Linked DNA regions of Homo sapiens: regions 1, 2, 3 and 4 are each linked to region 5. Evidence: chromatin contacts called from ENCODE Hi-C or POLR2A ChIA-PET data. All regions are on one chromosome and are shown on one strand. The core of a region is the stretch at or near the end of the contact, and the rest is flanking DNA. Distances in the headings are between cores, read along the strand shown. Region 1 holds the start of TRAF2 (TNF receptor associated factor 2). Region 2 holds the start of TUBB4B (tubulin beta 4B class IVb). Region 3 overlaps TRAF2 (TNF receptor associated factor 2). Region 4 holds the start of EDF1 (endothelial differentiation related factor 1). Region 5 holds the start of NPDC1 (neural proliferation, differentiation and control 1).

Region 1 (3,894 bases), core at 545-3,044, 160 kb after region 5:
ACAGGCGTCAATGGCACCTGATTCTAACCCACTTCTATAAAAGCTCATCTGAGTAATATTCAGGAACACTGATCTGCATGCAGCCATGAATATGAGGCCCTCCAAATACTAGAAGTTAACTTTAAAACTGTAATTTCATGGCCGGGCGCGGTGGCTCATGCCTGTAATCCTAGCACTTTGGGAGGCCGAGGCGGGTGGATCACCTAAGGTCAAGAGTTTGAAACCAGCCTGGCCAACATGATGAAACCCTATCTCTACTAAAAATACAAAAAATTAGCCGGGCGTGGTGGTGCACGCCTGTAATCCCAGCTGCTCGGGAGGCTGAGGCAGAAAAATCGCTTGAACCCAGGAGGCGGAGGCTGCAGTGAGCCGAGATCGAGCCACTGCACTCCAGCCTGGGCAACAAGACCAAAACTATCTCAAAAAATAAATAAATAAAATTACAATTTTATATGTAACCCCATCTTTTTCAGGCTCAAAATAATACCAAATAGAAGCTTGATAACAACCTAAACTCTTAACAACTGTTTATACAAAAGTATCAGAAGCAAGCGTGGTAGAAGAGGAGATCTTGAACCTTACAAGTGTCCACCCATTAATACATTCAGTTCCTCTTATTAAAAACTAGGGCTATTAACAGGGAGAGAGACTGAGTTACAGGGCAGTAATTCCGTCCCTTCAAAATCATGTGGCCACAGAGCAGGGTCCGTTCTCAGTCCTAGTTTCCCTTGACTTGACCCAGACCAGACTCCCTCCTCCTCCGAGCCCCGTCTTCACCGGCTGCCAGACACCCCACCCCCTGTCGGCCCTACACCGAGTGGAGGCTTGGTGCTCTTCTGCACTGACCCTCAGCCCTCGGGGCCTCAAAATGACAACTCCAAAATACCCAGCTCTGGCCCTGACCGTTCCCCTGACCCCAGGCTGCCCATCTGGCCGCCTCCCGAGAGGCCATGGGCGCTGTGACTCCTTCATCTTGGCCTAGGAAGCACCAGCCTTCAGCTGCTCACGCCAGATTCTTGCAGACATTGCAACTCCTCTTTTTCTCGGCTCTACCTTCCACAAACATCCCCTGCTACTGCCAGGACCAGGCCCCGGCCCCGATCCCGGCCCGGTCCACCGCAGCCCATCCCCGCACTGGCTCCTTGCTGCCCCCGACCCTCCCAGCAGCCAGAGGGACTTTTCACCCAGGCTCAGCCTGGGTCTCCCCAGCCACTGGGCAGGAAGGCAGCAGAGTCGGCTCCGCCCCCAGCCTCACTGGTCTTCCCCGACCCCTGGCTGGGGGGCGCTGGCAAACTCAGGGGTCGGAGGCGCCCCTGACCCTCCCGAGCACGCAGCCGGCTGAGGGTGCGGGGCTTCGGGGACACGAGGGGCCCACAGCTGAGCGTGGAGGGGCGACAGGGTGCGGGGGAGCGACGGACCCGGGACGGGGCAGGGCCGGGTGGGCCGCCCACGGGCCTCAGGCGGTACTGGGAGCCGCGACCCCGCGCAAAACCCCGGACCGTGCCCTGGCGCTGCTCCGAGCACGGCCGCGCGCGTTCCCGAACTTTCCCGCGCCAGCCACGCTCGGACTTGGTTTCCGGCCCAGCGGCTCAGAGAAATCCCCTCGGGCTGGCCCCGCCCCCGCCCCGCGGCCTCTCCCGCCCCCGCTCCCGCTCCGGCCCGGAGTCTCCCTGAGAGGTGCCCGCGCCTGCGCCCGACCCCGCGCCCGACCCCGCACCCGACCCCGCGCCCGCGCCCGACCCCGCACCCGACCCCGCGCTCGCCTCACCCAACGGTCGCAGCGCGCCCGGAACTAAGGGCCCGCCCAGCTACCGCCCCCAACGCCGCCGCCGCCGCCGCCGCTCCGCCGCGTGCGCCTGACGGACGGACATGGGAGCCAACCAGCCAGCCCTCAGGAAGCTGTAGCGAGAGCCATTGGCCAGATACGCCCCGCTCCGAGCGCGCCTGACGGACTGACGCCGGAGCCAACCAGCGAGCCCGCAGGAGCCGCAGCGTGCGCCGATTGGTCGGCGCTGAGACGGCGTGGGTACCTAAGTCGCCCTCTGCTTTTTCCTCAAAGAGCGCGCCGGGGCGTTGGTGCGGGGAGCTGGTGAGGTGCTGCGCTGTGGGGTCCGCGCTAATTGGGTCCCTTCCCCAGGTGCGGCGAGACAGCGAGGCCCTTGCTTCCCCTCCCGTGGCCCCGGGGCGGAGACCCCTGCCGCACACCCGAGAGGTGAGCCGGGAGCCCAAGCCGGGCGACACCGGTTCCCACGAGGCGCGCGTCGCGCGCGGGACGCGGGGCCCTGGCGGGGCGGCCGCACCTACCCGACACCTGCGGGTCCCTCCGCCTCCCCCGGTGCCGGGCGCAGAGCGGCGCCTCAATTTGGGTAACATTTATGAGAAACAGGACTAAAAGAATACTGCACACTTAAGTAAGGTATTAAGGCTATGGGGTCTCCTTTTGGGGTGAGGTAATGCTCTGCAACCGGACAGTGGTGACGGCCGCCCGACATGGCCGGTGTGCTAATCTACTGGGTTGTGCACTTTATTTATTTTTTTTTTTGAGACGGAGGCTCACTCTGTCGCCCAGGCTGGAGTTCAGTGGCGCGATCTCGACTCACTGCAACCTCCGCCTCCCGGGTTCAAGCGATTCTCCTGCCTCAGCCTCCCGAGTAGCTGGGACTACAGGCGCCCGCCATCACGCCCGGCTAATGTTTGTATTTTTGATAGAGACGAGGTTTCACCATGTTGGCCAGGCTGGTCTTGAACTCCCGACCTCAAGTGAAAACACAACCTATGGCCTCCAGACACTCAAATGAAAACAGTGGCCTTGGCGGCCAAAACAGGGGCTGCCCTAGGAGTCCTGTGGGCTGCATGGGGGAGGCGGCACTGTCATCTGCCCAGGAGAACGGGAGCTGCAGCAGGTTCTCTCTGGCGGTGCACGGGCTAGCACTGGACACACCACCCCCTCTCCATCCAGCCTTTGGTGAAATGGAGACCTTTCACCCCGCTTTGCAGAGAAGGAAACGTTCACGGAGGTAAGTCTCCTCCAAGCATTCAGACCCTGAGACCACGGGACTCCTCAAGGATGGAATACACTGCAAAACAGGGCAGGCTTTGAAGTTGCATAATTTACACAGGCCACGCTGTCCCCAGGCGCCAATGCCACATTTCATATATGTTACTTGGTTTGCAGTTGGAATTCCCCTCCGCCCCAAACCCACATTCCTGGGACAGCAAGGCCTTGAGATGGAACTCAGGAAGCCATCGGATTCCATCAACGTCATCACCCCTGAGTTTGCTGCAAGCAGCCATGGAAACGTCCCAAGTCCGCACCTGCAGGCTCAGTGAGGTTGCTCAAGCCCAGGAACTAACTGAGCTCTCAAACGTAAGAAGGCGTCTCCTCCTGGCTGCACCTGGGAGGCTCAAAGCTGTCCTGAGTCTGCAGCAGCCAGCTCGGGATGAGAAAGGGTTCACGTGGCAGTTCATGCCTATAATCCCAGCACTTTGGGAGGCTGAGGCAGGAGGACCGCTTGAGCCCATGAGTTCGAAACCAGCATGGGCAGCATGGGGGAACCCCATCTCTACCAAAAAAAGGAAAAAAAATTTAGCTGGGTGTGGTGCTGCACACCTGTAGTCCCAACTGCTTGGAAGGCTGAGGCAGGAAGATGACTGAAGCTCAGGAGGTGGAGGTTGCAGTGAGCTGTGGTTGCACCACTGCACTCCAGGCTGCGCTATAGAGTGAGACCCTGTCTCTTTTTTTTCTTTTTTGAGACGGTGTCTTGCTCTGTCACCCAGGCTGGAGTGCAGTGGTGCGATCTCGGCTCACTGCAACCTCTGCCTCCCGGGTTCAAGAAATTCTCCTGCCTAAGCCTCCGGAGTAGCTGGGACTACCGGCGCACACCGCTACGCCCG
Region 2 (3,553 bases), core at 635-3,134, 200 kb before region 5:
TGAACACGGCGGCAACCGTCAGGTAGCGGCCATGGCGGGGGTCGCAGGCAGCCATCATGTTCTTGGCATCAAACATCTGCTGGGTGAGCTCGGGCACGGTCAGCGCCCGGTACTGCTGGCTGCCCCGGCTGGTCAGTGGGGCAAAGCCGGGCATGAAGAAGTGCAGCCGGGGAAACGGGACCATGTTCACAGCCAGCTTCCGCAGGTCAGCATTGAGCTGGCCTGGGAAGCGCAGGCAGGTGGTGACCCCACTCATGGTAGCAGACACCAGGTGGTTCAGGTCACCATAGGTGGGCGTGGTCAGCTTTAGGGTTCTGAAGCAAATGTCGTAGAGAGCTTCGTTATCAATGCAGTAGGTCTCGTCTGTGTTTTCTACGAGCTGGTGGACTGAGAGGGTGGCGTTGTAGGGCTCCACCACTGTGTCTGACACTTTGGGCGAAGGCACCACACTAAACGTGTTCATGATCCTGTCTGGGTACTCCTCCCGGATCTTGCTGATGAGGAGGGTACCCATCCCAGACCCAGTCCCCCCACCCAGGGAGTGGGTCAGCTGGAAACCCTGCAGGCAGTCACAGCTCTCAGCCTCCTTTCTCACAACATCCAGCACCGAGTCCACCAGCTCCGCGCCTTCTGTGTAGTGCCCCTTGGCCCAGTTGTTCCCAGCACCACTCTGACCTGTGAGAGAACACAGCTAATCATTTGTCAGCCAGGTAGACAGCACTACTGGTCACCGCCATGCGAAAAAAGCCGAGTGACATGGTGTGAGCTGACCACAGAATTCACCCTGGAGGTAGAGCAAACGGACCCTTCAAAGCCAAAAGACGGCAGCCTGCCCTGCTACGAATTAAGTCAGGGGCCAAACCTGACAGCTTAACAAACCCCTCCCCGGGGGGGCCACTGCCAATTCCCAAGGACAGAGGAACAGCCACTGCCCCAGCTCAGCTCCCTGCAGGGAGATTACGTGTGTGGCGGCTCCTCGCCTCGGCAGACAGCTGGACCTTGCTCCCAAAGCCGATTTAGTAGAGGGGATTGAGTGGCTCAGAGAAGAGGAGGGCGTCCAGGGGCCCCGGCTGCGCAGTTCCCACGGCGGTGCCCTTGGAGCAGCCCCTTGACCTTTGAGCCGCCGCCCAGTCCCCAGCCACGGCTCACCGAAAACGAAGTTGTCCGGCCGGAAGATCTGCCCGAAGGGCCCCGAGCGCACGGAGTCCATGGTGCCGGGCTCCAGATCCACGAGCACGGCGCGGGGCACGTACTTGCCGCCTGCGGGGACGGGAGGGCGTCAGCCAAGGCAGGGGCCGCGGGGTCCCCGGAGGGCGGTCGGGGAAGGGGCCGGGGCCTCACCGGTGGCCTCATTGTAGTACACGTTGATGCGTTCCAGCTGCAGGTCGCTGTCCCCGTGGTAGGTGCCCGTGGGGTCGATGCCGTGCTCATCGCTGATCACCTCCCAAAACTACAAGGGACGCGGGCGGGCCCGGGCGGGCCGGGGCTGAGTCACCGCGGCCGGTGCGCAGGGAGGCAGCCCCGCCCCGGACGGGCGCGGCAGCCCGGCCCTCCCCGCCCCTCCCCCGCCCCGCGCGCCCTGGCCGCCGGGTTCCTGGGGGCTTCGGTCGCCCGGCTCGGCCAATTCCCCGCGGAGGGGGCCCGGCGGCCGCAATGCGGGGGCGCCGCCCGGCCGCTGCTGCCGCCATCTTCCCCGGCCGCCCGCCCACACCGCCCGGCAGGCCCGCCTGGCCCCAGCGCCCCGGCAACTTACCTTGGCGCCGATTTGGTTGCCGCACTGCCCGGCCTGCAAGTGCACGATTTCCCTCATGATGGCGGCGGCGGCGGCGGGGAAGCAGGAGGAAGTAGACAAACAGCAGCAGAAGAGCGGGCGCGCAGAGTGCTACAACCGACGCTCCGCCAACGCTTATATACCCTCCCTGCCCGCCTCCGCTAGTCTCGGAATGGGCTGCCAGAACGAGGCTGGCAAGCTCCCTCGTTTGATTGGCCTTGCCCCCGTCAATCAAGCTGCCTAAGGTCCGCCTTTTTAAGCCAGTTTGGTCTTTATTGGTCAGCCGCAGCCTCCTATCTCCCTATCACAATCCCCCTCCTGGCGCCGCAGTGCTCCGTCCATTGGGTGTTTCAAATGATTGATTTGCCGTCTCATTGGCTGGCTGCCGGGAGCACGCCGCCAGGCTGGCGCTATTGGCTGCGCTGCTTCAGCGTCCTGGTAACCGCCGCAGTGCCGCGGCCGGCGCGCGGACGGGGTGGGGCGCAGGCGCGAGTGCGGGCTTCCGGTCGGGCGGCGGGCAGCTGCGCTGGGGGCGCCGAGGGAGGGCGGGCCCGACGGGCCTCGGGCAAGCGCAGTCTTGGCTCTGAGCCCGGGGCCTTTCGGGAGCCGGGAAGGGCAGGCTCGGTGGCGGCCCCACGTCCAGAGTTGCGCCCTCTCTGGCCTTGCGCCGGGACACGGCATCTGCGCGCTGGGCGGGTTCTGGAGCGGGGTCCGCACGGAGCGAGCCCGGGGCCTCCAGGCCGAGGAGGCTGCGATGCCTTAAAGGCAGGAAGATACACGGGCTCGGGGGCTGCGGCGGTGGAGGGGAGCTCTCCACAGAGCCGCAGAGGCCACGGAGTTTCCTGCTCCCGGGTGCCGCACGCCCACTGCCCTCGCGGTCGCGTGAGGGGAGCACGTGGGGGACGCCGCGCCCCGAGGGCCGGGGCGGAGGGCAGGGGAGGGGAGCGGAGGGGCGAGGCCTCCCCCGCAGCTGCGCGCCCTGCCCTGTTGTGGAGACGGCGCTGGCTCTGCGCCGGTCGCCTTGGTGCCTCGGCCCCGTGAGTGCGCGAGCTCCGTGGAGACCAGGACAGCGCCCAGACCTCCCTCGGCGGGTGGGCCCCGACCTCCGGGCTCCAGGGCCGGTATTCCAACCACAGGTCAGCGCGCTGGGGCTGAAACATACTTCTGTTAATGCTTTTCCTAATTTATGACTTGATTTTTACTTGGGTGGGAAAAGAAACTTAAAATGAATTACATGTGGTTGCGCCTGTTTAAAAACAAACGGGCTGTATTTTTGCAGCATTTTTATTTTACTTAATTTATTATTCTGAGACAGAGTCTCGCTCTGTCTCCCGGGCTGGAGTGCAGTGGCGCGATCTTGGCTCCCCGCCCCCCCCCAGGTTCAAGCGATTCTTCTGCCTCAGCCTCCCCAGTAGGTGGGACTGCAGGCACCCACCACCACGCCGCTAATTTTTGTATTTTTGGTAGAAATGGGATTTCACCATGTTGGCCAAGCTGGTCTGAAACTCCTGACCTCAAGTGATCCGCCCGCCTCGGCCTCCCCAAGTGCTCGGATTTACGGGAATGAGCCGCCGTGCCTTCTACATTTTTGTAGCTTTTTTCTTTTTTTTTTGAGATGGAGTTTTGCTCTTGTCGCCTAGGCTGGAGTGCAGTGGCGCAATCTCAGCTCGCTGCAACCTCTGCCTCCCCGGTTCAAGCAATTCGCCTGCCTCACCTTCCCAAGTAGCTGGAACTACAGGTGTGCACCACCACGCCTGGCTATTTTTTTTTTTTTTTTTTTTT
Region 3 (3,412 bases), core at 785-3,284, 140 kb after region 5:
GGATCACGAGCTCAGGAGATTGAGACCATCCTGGCTAACACAGTGAAACCCCGTCTCTACTAAAAATACAAAAAAAATTAGCCGAGAGTGGTGGTGAGCGCCTGTAGTCCTAGCTACTCGGGAGGCTGAGGCAGAAGAATGGCGTGAACGTGGGAGGTGGAGCTTGCAGTGAGCCGGGATCGTGCCACTGCACTCCAGCCTGGGCGACAGAGTGAGACTCCATCTCAAATAAATAAAAAAATAAAAATAAAAAAGACTGTTCTTTAAAACATAGTAAAATGGCCGGGCACAGTGGGTTCCCACCTGTAATCCCAGCACTTTAGGAGACCAAGGTGGGAGGATCACTTGAGCCCAGGAGTTTGAGGCTGCAGTGAGCTATGATCCCACCACTACACGCTAGCCTAGGCAACAGAGCGAGACTCTATTTCTAAAAATAATAGTAATAAAATGCTCATAGGTGAAATGATATGACATCTTCATTTGCTTTAAAATAAGCCAGAAAAGAAAAAAATGTGTGTGGGGGGTTGAAGGGCTGAAAGTAGGCTGGCGAAGGCTGGCAGGTGCTGCGGGGCAGCATGTAGGCCTGTGGGGCAGCGGCACACCTCTACTCTCAGCCTCACTGCTCAGATGCGCTGCATGCTCGAAATGTCAAAAATAAAATCTTTCTTGGCTGGGCGCGGTGGCTCACGCCTGTAATCCCAGCACTTTGGGAGGCCGAGGCAGGCGGATCACGAGGTCAGGAGATCGAGACCATCCTGGCTAACATGGTGAAACCCCATCTCTACTAAAAATACAAAAAAATTAGCCGGGAGTGGTGGGGGCGCCTGTAGTCCCAGCTACTCAGGAGGCTGAGGCAGGAAGAATGGTGTGAACCCGGGAGGCGGAGCTTGCAGTGAGCCGAGATCGCACCACTGCACTCCAGTCTGGGTGACAGAGTGAGACTCCATCGCAAAAAACAACAAACAAACAAACAAAAAAAACCTTTCTCTTGGCACTCGGTACTTGAAATCTCCAGTGGGACCAGGGTTGTCCTGCAGCAGATACATCTACACCAGCACCATCTGTCTCAGTCTTCTCCCCACCCACAGCAGACACAGTTTAAAAAAAAAAAAATCAATATTTATTCAGCCAGAATTCAAACTACACATTTGACGCAAATACAGTCGTCATCCCTCTGAATGTCACTAGAATGTCCATGAGGCCGAGCATACTTGGCTTTTCCTGGCCTTTCCGCTGCTCGTGCAGCCAGCCTATGTCCTCTCTGGAAAGTCTCCCCGCACCCCCGCATCCAGCTGCCAGAACGAGTAGCTCAGGGGCCCACTGGGGAATTCAGTTCTGCTATTGGCACTCAGCAAGCACTCCATCAACATTTACCTAAAGTTTTAAAATTATTCGATTTGGCCAGGTGCAGTGGCTTATGCCAGGAATCTCAGCACTTTGGGAGGCCAAGGTGGATGGATCACTTGAGGTAAGGAGTTCAAGACCAGCCTGGCCAACGTGGTAAAACCCCATCTCTACTAGAAATATAAAAAATTAGCCGGATGTGGTGGCAGGCGCCTGTAGGCTGAGGCAGAAGAATCACTTGAACCTGGGAGGTGGAGGCTGCAGTGAGCCGAGGTCACGCCACTGCACTCTAGCCTGGACAACAGAGCAAGACCGTCTCAAAAAAATAAAAATAAATAAATAAAATCATTCAGTTCCTAGAAAGGCATCATTGCAAAGGACAAACATTCAAAAGCTAAGCAGGATTTTCCCCTTTTCCAATAAAGTTCCGACCATCAAGGAGGAAAGGCAGCCTTAGCCTCCGTACTGTGTTTACAATAAGGCCCCAACTAGCAGCACACTCCGAGCACCCGGAGAGCAAAGAGAGGCGGCTCCGAGGGGCAGAGCGGCTCCCAACTGTATAGACGGGTTGATTTCCGTCCCCATGTGTGACATTTACAGCCAGTGAGAGGTTTTATCAACAAAATCAAAGGCCACAGCCAAGTTATTCCAGAGCAGTGCCCGCCCCTCCCACATGACCAAACCCGGCTCCTCTCAGGGACTTTCCAGAGCTCTCAAAGGTGCAGCCAGGGACTTTCCACCCTGCGTGCCTGCAGGACCGCGTGGCGCCCCAGGCCAGGGGCTGGCTATAGTCCTTGGCCCTCAGCCGGAGGCCCTCATAATTGTCAATGTGGCATCCCATGAGCCTGGAGGTGGCAGAGACCCCAGAGGACTCAGGGTCCAGTGCAGAGCTGGAAACTATTATCCCACCTGTCCCCCAGACACTCCTCAGTCCTCTCAAAGGGTGGCATGGCGCATAGCACCCCTACTCCCTGCAGCCAGCTGGTACCCCAACCCTCCCAGGGAGACCCTGACCCTGGGCCACCTCCCCAGGGAGCCATCTCCCTTGCAGACAGCACTGGGCAATGACCAAGCTGCATCTCTTTCAAGGAGCAGGGAGTGGGGGGTACAATGCCATGCGCCACAGCCGTTTGTGCGGCAGAGCCACACAGGAGCCTAGAAAGCTTTGCATCGCACGTCGTGGCTGAGGGCGGTCTGGCATCTCTGCCCACAGAGGTAGGAGTCTCACTCTAGGGCAGTGCCCTGGAGCTACCGCTCCGTGTCCAGGACGCAATCCCCGTGCTAGGGAGGAAAGCACATCTTGTTCACCCCAGACACAGCTGGGGCAGTTCTTCTGAAAAAACGAAACTTGGAGCCCAAAGACCACAAAGCAGAGTCTGTCAAAAGATCGTGGGAGGTGTGGCCAGGCTCACAGGGTGGGGAGTGGGCGAGGAGAAGAGGGAGGCGTGGCCAGGCTCACAGGGCGGGGAGCAGGAGAGGAGAAACACACAGTAATGCAGGTCCAATTCCAACCCAGCCGGTAACACCCCAGGGTCCGGCTGAGCAGGAGATCCCAGCTCTGGCCCGGGCAGGAAGCTCCCCTAAGTGCAGAAAGCCAGGATTCTGAGCAAACAGCCCTCACAGCCTCACCAACCTGGGGCTGGATTGGATGGCATCAAGGTACTGCCTCATTCCAATGTATGACTCGGTACTCACTGAACAATGACCCCTGTCTCCTCCATTCTACTTCCTGTACCCATGGATCTGATGACTCTAAGGGTGGCCCCTAAGTGGAATCACAGAGGATCTGTCCTTTGGTAACTGGCTCATGTCACTCAGCACACTGTCCTCAGAGTTCATCCCTGGGGTGTGTGTGTCCGAATCGCCTTCCTTTTTAAGGCTGAATCATATCCCACTGTGTGCACAGATCACACTTCCCGTGTTTATCCATTCATCCGCAGACACTGGGCTGCCTCTACCTTTGGGCTCTGTGGACAGTGTTACTCCAGGAATCCTGTACAAGGATCCCAGAGAGAAACCTCTTAAAGGGCATTCATTACAAGAAGGAAGACTGCATAACTTGGCGAGC
Region 4 (3,909 bases), core at 1,410-3,909, 180 kb after region 5:
ACGGAGTGGGATGGAGTGGGACGGAGTGGGCAGTGAGGACAGCCTCACACAGACACCTGTATCCATCATGCCTTGGTGCAGGGAGTGCCAAGGACAGGGCACAAGTGACTTGTGGCATCAGGCCTGGACTCCCGATGGAGGGCCAGATGGGACAACGGCTGTCTTGGTGGACACCTGCAGAGGACAGCTAGATGTAGCTGTCCCCTCTCTCTCAGCCCAGGCTCACTACGGAGCTAGCTGAGCCCCACTTGCATGGGTCTCCCAGGCTCTGAAAAGGGCCTCCCAATGCGTTCATGAGATCAGGTGTTGGTTAAGTTTGTCATGTTAGGAGGCCTGAACTGCAGTGTTAACAAGGCTGCCTCTTTCCAGGCCAACTCCACCTTCATCACAATCTTCCTGGGGGCTGGTGGCACTGGAGTGACGATAAGCATTTTTGGCACACAACAAAGGGGGACTTGAGTGGAGATACATCCAGTCAGAGTTTATGGGATATTTTCTTTTTCTTTCTTTCTTTTTTTTGTTTTTCTGAGACAGCAGAGTCTTGCTCTGTCCCTAGGCTGGAGTGCAATGGTGCGGTGTCGTCGACTCACTGCAACCTCCGCCTCCCGGTTCAAGCAATTCTCCTGCCTCAGCCTCCTGAGTAGCTGGGACTACAGGCACGCACCACCATGCCCAGCTGATTTTTGTATTTTTAATAGAGACAGGGTTTCACCGTGTTGGCCAGGATGATCTCGATCTCTCAACCTCGTGATCCATCCGCCTCGGCCTTCCAAAGTGCTGGGATTACAGAAGTGAGCCACTGCGCCCGGCCACAAGAGATTATTTTCATTCAGTGGAAGCACATCCTTGCTGGCCGGCTGAGGCTGTTGAGTCCTTAGCCGAACGGAGCTTGGTGCTGGAAGTCGGCGGGAAACAGAGAAGCAAGGTTTGTATGGACGGAGCCATCAGTGTGTCCCCAAGGTTCTTCCAATCATCCGGTGTGAAAAACGGTAAGCAGAAGACTCAACTTCCCACTGCCTGGTTAGAATTACAGTTGTCTCCTCCGCGGAGTGCATTTGCTAATGCAGCATTTCCAATTTAATACAGCATTTATGTATGTTTTCTTTTTGGATGGAGACTGCATTTATCAGGTTCCTTGTTTGTGGAGCATCTATTCAAAGCCCGGAAGTCAATACTATGATTAGGGCCTGCGGTGGCTCAAGCCTGTAATCCCAGGCTTTGGGAGGCCGAGGCGGGAGGATCACGCGAGCTCAGGAGTTCCAGACCGACGAGCCAGGGCGGCACGGAGACCCCATCTCTACCCCACAAAATACAAAAATTAGCCAGGCGTGGGGGCCGCGCCTATAGTCCCATCGCTTGAGCGCAGGACGTCGAGGCTGCAGTGAGCTGAGATCTCAATGTTGTGCTCCAGCGTGGGCCACAGAGTGAGACCCTGTCTATAAAAATAAAAATCCTAAAAAAGTTGTTCAATGATAATGTATAATGACCTTTCTCATTATACAAAACGGCTGGAAAATAGGGTATTACAGAATTATTGTCATATAACATATACACTTTATACATTACAGAAAATAAACATCATGCAAAACCATTCATTTTTGCAACCGATGTTTTCACAGTTTTCCATTCTTTTTCTTTTTTTTTGAAACGCAGTTTCATTCTTGTTGCCCAGGCTGGAGTGCAATAGCGCGATCTCGGCTCACCGCAACCTCCGCCTCCCGGGTTCAACTGATTCTTCTGCCTCAGCCTCCCCGAGTAGCTGAGATTACAGGTGCCCGCCACCACGTCCGGCTAATTTTGTATTTTTAGTAGAGACGGGGTTTCTCCATGTTGGTCAGGCTGGTCTCGAACTCCCGACCTCAGGTGATACGCCCGCCTCGGCCTCCCAAAGTTCTGGGACTACAGGCGTGAACCACCGTGCCCGGCTTGCGTTCTTTTTCTTAAAGAGTCCCACCTGCGGATCACGAGATCAGGAGATCGAGACCATCCTGGCCCGTCTCTACTAAAAATAAAATAAAATAAAATAAATAAATTAGCCGGGCGTGGTGGCTGGCGCCTGTAGTCCCAGGTACTCGGGAGGCTGAGGCAGGAGAATGGCATGAACCCGGGAGACGGAGTGAGCCGAGATCGCGCCACGGCACCCAGCCTGGGCGATAGAGCAAGACTCCATCTCAAAAAATAAAAGTTAAAAAAAAAAAAGTGTCCCACCCCACGCTGCGTTTCGGGCCCCACGGCCCTGGTCCTCGAGCGCAGGTCCCAGCCGCGCAGGCGGCAAAACAAAGGGGGGCGGCCGCACGGCTAGAGCGGAGACCCCGCGCCCCCTCCGCCCGCGTGGCCCGGCCGGGGTGCGGGGCCCGGGGAGGCACGGGGGCTGCGCGTCGGGGCGCAGCCGCCGCCCGCGTGTGCTCGGAGGCCGCGGGGCCCGGGCTCCGGGGTCCTCCCGACCTGCAGCCCCAGCGGCTACCGCGCCTCGCCAGGCCAGGCCAGGCCCCGACGTCGCCTTCCCTACGTCGCCGGCGCCCGGCCACGACGTCCCTCAGACGAGCCGAACGCCGAATGGCCCCGAGCACGGGAAGTGCCCGCCCCCCGCGTGCAGCCAGCCAATGGGACGCCGAAAGCGGGGAGGTGCCGAGGGGACGTAGCGTCGCCGCGCCAGGTCTCTAGCAGCTGCCGCTGAGCCGCCGGACGGACGCTCGTCTTCGCCCGCCATGGCCGAGAGCGACTGGGACACGGTGACGGTGCTGCGCAAGAAGGGCCCTACGGCCGCCCAGGCCAAATCCAAGCAGGTGCTTTGCTGACTGAGGAGCGGCCGGGCCGGGCGGGGCGGACGCTGGGCCGGGGCCACGGACCGTGGGGCAGGGGGCTCGGGGAAGGGCAGGCGGGGCCTGGGACAGGGCGCAGGGGACGGGGACAAGGCTGGGGTGCCGGGGGCAGGACGGGGTTCGAAGGGCGGGGCGAATCGCAGGGGTAGGAGGACCGGGCCAGGACAGGGGTGGGAAGGTGGGGGGCGGACCCAGGAGGGGATGGACGGACCCAGGAGGCAGGGGGCGGGCGACTGGAGGAGGAGAGGAGCAGGGAACCGGACGGGGCAAGGGGCAGGCGATAGGGCCGGGACCAGTGCCAGGGTGGGGCGGGGAGGGGATAGGGGCAGGGACTGTTGGTGGGGACAGGTGTGAGGACAGAGGCAGGAGGTGGGGACGGGGACGGGGACAAGGCTGGGGGCCTTGTGTGAGGATAGGGGACAGAGAACCAGGGTGGGCACTGGGAACGGGGGCAGGGATGGAGATGGGGACAGGGCTTGGAAGAACAGGGTAGAGTGGGGTACAGGGCTTAGGACAGGGGTGGGGACTGGGGCAAGCAGCAGGAACCAGCGATGAAGGTGGGGAATTGGGGTTGGGATAGGGCTGGGGGCCATTGGACAGCAGTTGAGGGCCTGGGGCGGGAGACTGGGTGACGGGGCAGAGGTTAGTGACCTGAGTGGGAGCTGGGGACAGGGGGTAGGCTCCTCCCTGAGAGTTTTCTCTCTGCCTGGGACCTGCTTGGTTCTACTGGTCTCCGCTGGTCAGATACTGCCCAGGGAGCCTGCCTGGGTGCATCACAGGCTGTAGAGAGTGCCTGCTTCAGGGGACCCCATGAGCAGGTGGACCCTGTTGCACAGGTGGAAGATGGGCGTGCCCTGAACAGTACTTGTGGAAGGAGATTACCAATGTGGCTGATGGATCCGAGGGTCAGTTGTGAGTCTGATGTAATAGGGAGGACAGTTTAGTCACCGCCTCTGCCTCATTCGTACCCTCAGGTGGCCTAGGGCTGAAGCCTTTGAGGCCAGTTGGGCCAGGATGCGCTGGGGCTCTGGTGACAGGGATTCATTGGTCTGCCCTACCCTTACTGGTTGCACAGTCAAAACCAAAT
Region 5 (3,365 bases), core at 93-2,592:
TCCAAAAGGCATCCTGCAGCCCCAGCCAGGCCCTGCAGCCCCTCCCCAAGCCAGTTTTCTCCAGGATGGGAAGGCCTGGTCTTGCCCACTCGCCTCCTCACCTTCCTGGGAAGTGAGCTTAGACACTGTCTCTATGCTCAGTGCCCTGGCGAGGAGGGTGGTGGTTCTTATTCTGCTCTTCCCTCCCCTCTTCACCATTTTTTTTTAAAGTCATTTGATAAACCTGAGGGCAGCCAGCCCCAGCTTTGGAGTTCTGAGACTGGAAGGACCAAGGGGACACCCCGGGTTGGAGGTCTCACTCTTGTTCTCTGAATGACTAGTCAAAGGAGGTTTCTAGTGGGATGGGGTGGGCGTGCTCTTGGGAGGCAACAGGTGAGGTGCAAGGGGGGCATCAGAGATGCCCGTTGTCAGCTGGGCACAGTGGCTCACGCCTGTAATCCCAGCACTTTGGGAGGCTGAGGCTGGCGTATCACCTGAGGTCAGGAGTTCAAGACCAGCTGAGGCAACATGGTGAAACCCCGTCTGTACTAAGAATACAAAAATTAGCCCAGCATGGTGGCACGCGCCTGTAATCCCAGCTACTCAGGAGGCAGAGGCACGAGAATCACTTGAACCCGAGAGGTGGAGGTTGCAGTGGGCCGAAATGGCACCACTGCACTCCAGGCTAGGCGACAGAGACGCTGTCTCAAAGAAAAAAAAAAAAAAAGATGCCCATTGTCCTGAGGGAGCTAAAGGGCTGTCACCTGGGGACCCTGAACACCTTGGACAGCTCCCAGCTCCGGTCCTCAGTGGCTCCGGATCACTCTTGCCCCCTGGTGGCCTCACTGAGCGCGGCCGCCGCGGCTCCAGCCAAAGCTGCAGTCGGGGCCGGGGCCGTTCTGTGTTCCTGTATTTGCTTTTCCCGCGAGTGGGGGTGCCCCTGCCTCTGTGGGCACACCTGTGCCTTCCTGTGCACCTGCCCAGCTCGTGAGCACCTGTCTGCGTGCGCCCGGCGCTCCTGTGTCTCTGTGCGCTCGCGAGGCTAGGCCCACACAGGTCCTCTGCCCCATCGCGGGTGCGGGTGAGGGGCTCGGAGTCCTACCGGGAAGAGGCCAGAAGGGAGCGCATCCTGGAGAAGCCCACCCGCGGCCCAAACCCAGCCGGACTTCTGGGAACCGCACCGGCCCCAGAGACCGCAGGTGCCGAGACACCCTGAGGCCGAGAGAGGTCCAGCGAGGCCCGGAGAGGGGACCAGAACTGGAGCAGGGGGAGGGGGCGCAGTCTGGAGCCGCCCTCCCGCCCCCTCAGGTGGAGCGCGCAGGCGCAGTCTCCGCGTGCGCGCCTCGCCGGCGCCTCCATCCCGGATCCTTGCTGCAGCGTCAGCGCCGCCGCCCGTGCCTTTCCTCTTCCTCCTCCTCCTCCTTGGCATCCGCCTCTTCTTCCTCCTGCGTCCTCCCCCGCTGCCTCCGCTGCTCCCGACGCGGAGCCCGGAGCCCGCGCCGAGCCCCTGGCCTCGCGGTGCCATGCTGCCCCGGCGGCGGCGCTGAAGGATGGCGACGCCGCTGCCTCCGCCCTCCCCGCGGCACCTGCGGCTGCTGCGGCTGCTGCTCTCCGGCCTCGTCCTCGGCGCCGCCCTGCGTGGAGCCGCCGCCGGCCACCCGGGTGAGCGAGCGCGCTGGGCGCAGGCCGCGGGGCGCCCCGGGGCCGGGATCGCCGGGCGGGGACCGGGTTGCCGGGCGCCGCCGCCCTCGTCCTGCCCAGGCCCGCAGGCCCTGCAGGCCTGGTCCGCTGGTGGCGGGGGCCCCGCCTCGCCCACGATGGAATAAACAGGCCTGGCCGGAGGGCGCAGCGCGGAGCCTCCAAAAGGCCGCGCCGGATGGGGCTTCTGCCGGTTCCCAGAGGCGTACCTTACATTCATGGCTTCTTCCGCCGGGAGCGCGTCTGGCTCAGGCCTCCGCGCCGCGGCCATCTGGCTCTGGGCGGGCCCGCCGGGAGTCTGCCTGTGTGCGTCTCTGTGTCTCCGTGTTCGGGGCTCCTGCGGGTGTGGGGCTGGCCCTGAGTGCCCGCCGGCTTCGCTGCCGGTGCGCGTCCCGGGGTCGGGGCCTCAGTGCTGCTCTGCCTGTCCTCACGCCTTGGGTGGCGCTGGGCACCGGCCTTGTGCGCCATGGTGGGCGCTGAAGTTCTGGGGGCACTTATGGCGCAGGCTCGGGGTGCTGTTCTAGCTTCAATAGGAGGGAGACTGTTGCAGCCTCAGAGCCTCCGCCTGCATCCCCTGCCCTCGAGGGCACTGGCATTCTGTCTTTGGGACTGAGGGCTGCAGGTGGACTCCGGAGGAGGGTGATAAGCCCAGGGTCCTGGGACACCCTCTCACCTGCACAGATGGGTCCTGAGGGTCCAGAGAGCAGAGCTCCCTGCAGGAACCCAGGATGCAAAGCTGACGTTTTTCTGGGGGGACTGAACTGGGAGACTTTGCGACTGCATTCGTACAGTACTCCTGGCAGCCCTGCAGAAGAGGTGCTGTGAGCCCGTTTTACAGGCAAGGAATCCGAGGCATGGAGAAGTTAAGTGGATTGTGGCACAGCTGAGGCGCTGTCCTGGGCAGCCTGGTTCTGTGTGTGTGGCCTCAAGGGGCCAGAGTGAGGCCGGCTTCCTCCTGGGCTCAGTGCCCCTGGATGGGAGGTGGGCATGAACAGGAGAGGCTTCCGAGAATCAGAGTGTGCTCAGCCAGGAAAGGCGGAGGCCACCTATTCAGGAAACGGGGCTGCAGCTGCTGTGCTGAGCCCGGGTGGGTGGCAGGTGCCAGTCCTCAGTTCACCGGCCTCTGCAGCTTCGTGTCTGCCTCACCGGGAGACCTGGCAGGGCCCTCCCTAGGCAACTCCTCCCATTCCCAGTGCCCAGTGCTTGGAAGGGAGGGCCCTCAGGCAGCCCAGACGTTGGCGGGTGGAGGGGGGTGTGCCAGCCACCGTCCAGCTGCTCTTGTTCCTGCGACCTCTTTTCAGGAGGAGGAAGTGGGGGATGGAGGCTCCTGGGCTGGGGAAAAGGGCTAGGAGGGGCCTGGAACCCAGACCCTAGAGCCAGCTTTGTACCTCAGGCCCCTGCCTTTGGCGTGGTGGACGGTGGGGTATCAGCACAGGAGCGGGGACTGCCTCACTCCCCAGGTGCCAAGTTGGCGGGTGGGCCCAGGTGGACCTGCTGGCACAGGTTTAATGTTTAACGTGCCCAAGTCCCGGCCCACTGATACTGGAGGCTGCTGCCCCAGGTTGTGGAGGGTGTGCGGTGCCTGGCGTTGGCTCCTGTGCCCACCTGCCACTGCGGCTGCTGGAACTGCCTTGAAGGAAGGCGGACAGCCTGAGGGCCCTGAGTGTCAGGTTACCAAGGAAACCAAA

The links. A loop is a pair of places that touch in the nucleus more often than their neighbours do. ChIA-PET counts read pairs that join two places held with the same protein, here RNA polymerase II (POLR2A). Pooled maps may share reads with other maps.
Region 1: a loop to region 5 is called in a pooled map, with 11 times the contacts of the local background. The contact joins the promoter of TRAF2 here to the promoter of NPDC1 in region 5. A Hi-C loop is called at or near these places in 2 of 37 single-sample maps with no recorded cell type and 10 of 50 pooled maps. POLR2A ChIA-PET finds 5 or more read pairs at or near these places in 5 of 52 experiments (A549, CD4-positive, alpha-beta T cell, HepG2 and 2 more).
Region 2: a loop to region 5 is called in a map of A673, with 5 times the contacts of the local background. The contact joins the promoter of TUBB4B here to the promoter of NPDC1 in region 5. A Hi-C loop is called at or near these places in 3 of 168 maps with a recorded cell type or tissue (A673, B cell and naive thymus-derived CD4-positive, alpha-beta T cell), 19 of 37 single-sample maps with no recorded cell type and 13 of 50 pooled maps. POLR2A ChIA-PET finds 5 or more read pairs at or near these places in 17 of 52 experiments (A549, B cell, BJ and 12 more).
Region 3: a pooled map shows a loop between it and region 5 (2.7-fold over the local background). The contact joins the enhancer-like site here to the promoter of NPDC1 in region 5. A Hi-C loop is called at or near these places in 4 of 37 single-sample maps with no recorded cell type and 7 of 50 pooled maps. POLR2A ChIA-PET finds 5 or more read pairs at or near these places in 4 of 52 experiments (A549, activated B cell, activated CD8-positive, alpha-beta memory T cell and 1 more).
Region 4: a loop to region 5 is called in a pooled map, with 3 times the contacts of the local background. The contact joins the promoter of EDF1 here to the promoter of NPDC1 in region 5. A Hi-C loop is called at or near these places in 1 of 37 single-sample maps with no recorded cell type and 7 of 50 pooled maps. POLR2A ChIA-PET finds 5 or more read pairs at or near these places in 2 of 52 experiments (HEK293 and activated CD4-positive, alpha-beta T cell).

What each region holds. Positions count from the first base shown.
Region 1 is chr9:136,884,416-136,888,309 of GRCh38, reverse strand. TRAF2 (TNF receptor associated factor 2) reads right to left here and starts at 1,794. Exons shown (of 11, transcript NM_021138.4): 1 at 1,769-1,794. It overlaps MIR4479 (microRNA 4479), which reads right to left and starts at 1,577; the gene lies at 1,507-1,577. It overlaps LOC105376326 (a long non-coding RNA gene), which reads left to right and starts at 2,056. Exons shown (of 3, transcript XR_930448.2): 1 at 2,056-2,212; 2 at 2,960-3,017; 3 at 3,176-3,530. RefSeq lists enhancers at 362-1,097, 1,098-1,833 and silencers at 1,210-2,019, 2,240-2,369.
Region 2 is chr9:137,239,618-137,243,170 of GRCh38, reverse strand. TUBB4B (tubulin beta 4B class IVb) reads right to left here and starts at 1,884. Exons shown (of 4, transcript NM_006088.6): 1 at 1,754-1,884; 2 at 1,342-1,450; 3 at 1,150-1,260; 4 at 1-675. The coding sequence starts at 1,810. RefSeq lists silencers at 1,480-1,709, 2,040-2,859.
Region 3 is chr9:136,901,238-136,904,649 of GRCh38, reverse strand. All of the region lies in intron 4 of TRAF2 (TNF receptor associated factor 2), which reads right to left. Among named protein-coding and RNA genes, the nearest start is that of MIR4479, 16 kb to the right of the region's middle. RefSeq lists enhancers at 1,858-2,317, 2,548-2,867. Within about 2 kb of position 2,034, at least 35 of the 41 ENCODE cell types and tissues checked have a DNase peak (open chromatin) inside an H3K27ac peak, as active enhancers do.
Region 4 is chr9:136,865,058-136,868,966 of GRCh38, reverse strand. EDF1 (endothelial differentiation related factor 1) reads left to right here and starts at 2,659. Exons shown (of 5, transcript NM_003792.4): 1 at 2,659-2,786. The coding sequence starts at 2,709. RefSeq lists silencers at 2,358-2,667, 2,768-2,957.
Region 5 is chr9:137,044,154-137,047,518 of GRCh38, reverse strand. NPDC1 (neural proliferation, differentiation and control 1) reads left to right here and starts at 1,342. Exons shown (of 9, transcript NM_015392.4): 1 at 1,342-1,641. The coding sequence starts at 1,530. RefSeq lists an enhancer at 608-1,277.